Regions from separate parts of the Mus musculus genome. Here region 2 is linked to region 1. A link is a loop called in an ENCODE intact Hi-C map of the cell type or tissue named here. Cell type or tissue: heart. All regions are shown on one strand.

Region 1 (2,500 bases):
CAGCCAAACATACAGTCAGCCCTCCATCCTACCCTAGAGATCACATCCTGAAGGTGCCTATGACTGTGTGCATGACAAGAAATACATTAACCTGTGCTACTCTGTGTTGGATGGAATGCTTTTGTTAGAACAAGTTGAGAAAGATCGGATTATGTGGTTCTTCAGCGAATTCTTGCCTGATACATCCTAGATGCTATTTACATGCCAACTGATACAGTCAACCCAGTTTTAGAAGTTTGAAATTACGTTTTACAGTGTGAAACACAGCAGTAACTTCAGGGTTTGCCTCCTTCTTTCAGTTTTTCTGACTTTCATGCTCAAATGTTAAATACCACAGAAATGGACTTTAACAAAGTTGGACGACAAGTGATGCCATTGGGTATCACTCAGTTTTCCCACAAGTTACCGGTCTCAGTGAAGATGGTTGACGGAGCAAGCCAGACAATTAGACAGGCCCAGAAGCAAACTCACATACAGGTAAAGATGACAGGGAATGCAGATGAAGAAAAGAGTTGCTTGTTTTGAGGTTCCTACACTATGATATTGTTCTAGCAGAAGCCTTTGAACACTCTGTTGAGTAGATAAAATGAAGTAAAATTTCAAATTGGTGATATATAGAAAATTTGTAAATATCTTTTGAAGGAATCTATAATGTATGTATGTATGTATGTATGTATGTATGTATCATCTATCTATCTATCTATCTATCTGATGTGTGTGTGTCTGTGTGTGTGTATGTGTGTGTGTGAGTGTGTGTGTGCACATCCAAGTGGAAGCCATAAGAGGGTATGGGATCTGCAGTTACAGGCGATTGTGAACTCCAATCTTTAGAAAGAGCAGGAAATGCTTTTAGCCTCTGAATCATCTTTCCAGGCTCCACATTTTGTCACTTAACAGGAAATCTATGAGAGGTCTCTTTGCTAATACAGGCTGACTGTGACAACAAAGTTTGGAATGTCAAAGTTGTACAGCCAATAGGAGTAAGCAATAGCATTATTGCAAGGAAGAAGACTCTTCATTATTGGCAAGGCAACAGTGCCTTCGTGTGGCTATGATTGAGAATAACAGTAAGGAGCGAATTATAGTTCTGCACTGCTATTTCATGTTTGAAAGTCGGCTGACAATTCTGTTTCAGCAGTCACTGAGGGATTTCTAAAACCTATGTGTGGGCCAGTCACTTCATGAAGATTCTGTACTTCCTACTTATAACGCATATGGGGCTTTTAGTGGTTAATTCAATAGATCAAAAACAATAAAACACATGCTCTGATTTTCTTTCCTTGGTGACATTTAAAGCTAATATCAAACCAAATCATATTAGTCAAGCCTTCACCAGGGCAGTATAAACTCTTGGTATTTAACAATCTATTACTTTATCAATATCTGTATATATATATAAATGAAATACATAATAAGTTTATTTGTTCATTTAACTATAGAAACAGTGTGTTACTATGAAACCTGGCATTAACTATATAGCTCAGGTAGTTCTTAAAATTGGTATCCTCATGTTTCCCAAGTTTTAGATCTAAGGATATATGCCATCATTTGTAGCTACAATTACATCAATTTAGTTCATCATCTATAGCTAAGTATTATTTATTGATTTTTAAAAACATGGTTAGTTGCTTATAGATAAGCTACTTTTAGAAGGATTTATGGGCAAAATAGCCTGTAAAACTCCCATCAGAGAAGCAAGCAGGCTGATACAGATGTTCACCTCTCATTTTGCTCCCCCAGATCCAAGGGCCCAGTCTCATTACTACCTCTACAGCAGAGCACCTACTTTCCTCTCTGACCTTATCCCAAATGGATCAGAAGGCTCTTCTCCCCCAAATCATTACATTACCTCAGCTTTCAACACCAGCAGGCATCCCCTGGGAATACACCAGTTGAGCAAGCCAGATATGCTAACTGAAGGCCTTTATCAATCCCTCTATCCTTCCGAATTCAATCCTCTAGTCTCATCCCTAACTCTTCAGTGGAACACCTGCTGCAGCCTTCCTTCCCTCACTGCCCACATCTGTAGATTCCACAGATCATCCTTTCCTAACCCCCCTTCACCACTAATTGCTTTATCCCAGCACCACCTGTAGCAGGCACACCCTGCTAACTCCCCTAGCCACTCCTACTAGAGAAGCAGACAGGTTGTCTTCAGATCTTCCCCTCTCCTACTATTTCTCAAGATCCAAATCCCAGTCTCATCCCAAGCTCTATGGCAGGCCTTCTGGAGTGACTTATTTTATTCTTTACCCCCATTACAAGGAGGCTAACTGAGCAGATCTTGGTGGAACACTCTGCTTTCTTCTCTCCTGTGAATGCCCTCAGATCCTATCCTAGAACCATTCCTAAGCGTCAACACCCAATATCCAGAAACACATTGTACCTGGAGCCCCTGGTGGTCATGCCTGTCAGGTCCACAGAAAAATTTCTAACAGGCATCATACAGCTACCACATCCACCTAAAATCCAGAGAAGAAACAGAAACCAAGGAACCAAA
Region 2 (2,500 bases), 55 kb before region 1:
TATTGAGTATGTTAGTGTTTGGAAGGGGTGTGTGTGTGTGTGTGTGTGTGTGAGAGAGAGAGAGAGAGAGAGAGAGAGAGAGAGAGAGAGAGAGAACAAGAGAGAGCACACATATGGGCCTGCAGCATCTCTGTAGAAGCAGGGGACTCTTGTGGAAATAAGATCTTTCCTTAAACCATTTTGGCTCCAGGGACCAATCTCAGGTCATCAGGTTTAATTTGTCAAGTCACCTCAGCAGCCCTAACTTATCAATTTGTACAAAGAAGTCTGCTAGGTTCTCATCTATGTGTCTTTAGAACAACTTGGGCATATTATCAGAATGTTACATTTTCAGTCCATGAACATGTTTGGTGGTGTGATAAGGGGTGTAAGCTACAAGAGAGAGCTCTGTCTGCCATGATGACAGAACAAAAAGCTATCCTAGAGCTAAAACAGCCAGAATTTTAACTTAGATTCTCAGGCTATAAAACTAAGTCCCTTTGAATGTCCCCATGAGATGAAAACTGTCCCTCCTGCCTCTGCAAAAACATTAGTACAAATGTCTAGATGACATGAAGGTAGGCTTTTTCTAACTTTCCCCCTAGTTCCCACATCATGGGTAAAGTGGCAAGGCACCAAAATGTCTACAATCAAGGCAAATGGCACACTGTAGGTCTTTAAAGCCTGACTGCACAATCACTCAGTATTCTGTTCTATGTACAAGAGCACTCAGTGCAGGCAGGGTGAAGGAGCCACAACCATAGTAAATGGGAATCCATCAGAACCCACCAGGGATGGCAAGAGCTACAGCCTCTCCCTCTTCCTTCTCATTCCATCTGCATCCTACCTGCTGAGGGCAGGCACCACAGACACAACAATAATAAACTTCACAAGCCAGCCAGTCACTCTGCCATCCATGAGACCTCTAAGCTGGATTGGAGTGGCTTGCTCAGCCCTCCACACTTCTTGGGTGGTACTAGGCTGCTGCCTTGTGGTAAAGAGCCAGGACTGCAAAAAAAAAAAAAAAAAAAAAAAAAAAAAAAAAAGCAGAGAGCAGTACAGCTTGGCACCTTGGGGACCTCTCTGGCAGCTCTGTGAAGCCATCTTGTTATGAGCAGCTGGGCATGCAATTCCATTGGTTGAGCACAGAAGCTGTGGGGGTCTTCTCAGAGCAAGGTGGGTCACACACAGATGCACCTGGACCTTGAAATCTGTCACAGAAAACAAGTTCAGAATCAGTTAATGATTTTATTAAACAGAAAGACAAAAGACATTTTTTGTTATTAATATTTTTATTTTAAAAGATTTTGTTATTTTTTTTAATTTTTATTTTGTTTGCTTTTAATTAAAGCTGATATATATATATGTGTGTGTGTGTATAAAAGAAAGTGTCAGTTGTTATCTGCTGAAGCAAACAATTTTTAAAAAAATTTTTAATATTTTTTTATTATGTATTTTCCTCAATTACATTTCCAATGCTATCCCAAAAGTCCCCCATGCCCTCCCCCCCACTTCCCTACCTACCCATTCCCAATTTTTTGGCCCTGGCGTTCCCCTGTACTGGGGCATATAAAGTTTGTGTGTCCAATGGGCCTCTCTTTCCAGTGATGGCCAACTAGGCCATCTTTTGATACGTATGCAGCTAGAGTCAAGAGCTCCGGGGTACTGGTTAGTTCATAATGTTGTTCCACCTATAGGGTTGCAGATTCCTTTAGCTCCTTGGGTACTTTCTCTAGCTCCTCCATTGGGAGCCCTGTGATCCATCCAATAGCTGACTGTGAGCATCCACTTCTGTGTTTGCTAGGCCCCGGCATAGTCTCACATGAGACAGCTATATCTGGGTCCTTTCAGCAAAATCTTGCTAGTGTATGCAATGGTGTCAGCATTTGGAAGCTGATTATGGGGTGGATCCCTGGATATGGCAGTCTCTAGATGGCCCATCCTTTCGCCACAGCTCCAAACTTTGTCTCTGTAACTCCTTCCATGGGTGTTTTGTTCAACAAATGGTGCTGGCACAACTGGTTGTTATCATGTAGAAGAATGCAAATCGATCCATTCCTATCTCCTTGTACTAAGGTCAAATCTAAGTGGATCAAGGAACTTCACATAAAACCAGAGACACTGAAACTTATAGAGGAGAAAGTGGGGAAAAGCCTTGAAGATATGGGCACAGGGGAAAAATTTCTGAATAGAACAGCAATGGCTTGTGCTGTAAGATCGAGAATTGACAAATGGGACCTCATGAAACAGCAAAGCTTCTGCAAGGCAAAAGACACCGTCAATAAGACAAAAAGACCACCAACAGATTGGGAAAGGATCTTTACCTATCCTAAATCAGATAGGGGACAAATATCCAATATATATGAAGAACTCAGGAAGGTGGACTCCAGAAAATCAAATAACCCCATTAAAAAAATGGGGCTCAGAACTGAACAAAGAATTCTCACCTGAGGAATACCGAATGGCAGAGAAGCACCTGAAAAAATGTTCAACATCCTTAATCATCAGGGAAATGCAAATC

The links. Hi-C counts contacts between places; a loop is a spot of excess contacts. Peaks named below come from ENCODE experiments on the same cell type or tissue, not always from the same donor. Only the 100,000 strongest peaks of a DNase experiment are listed, where the experiment ranks them.
Region 2: a loop joins it to region 1, with 2.6 times the contacts of the local background. A loop is called at or near these places in 2 of 42 quality-filtered maps.

What each region holds. Positions count from the first base shown.
Region 1 is chr7:105,169,472-105,171,971 of GRCm38, reverse strand. No RefSeq gene overlaps it. Among named protein-coding and RNA genes, the nearest start is that of Olfr685, 11 kb to the left of the region's middle. In heart, a CTCF peak has its summit at 1,051; no DNase peak of the experiment used is centred here.
Region 2 is chr7:105,224,738-105,227,237 of GRCm38, reverse strand. No RefSeq gene overlaps it. Among named protein-coding and RNA genes, the nearest start is that of Olfr687, 1.7 kb to the left of the region's middle. In heart, a CTCF peak has its summit at 960; no DNase peak of the experiment used is centred here.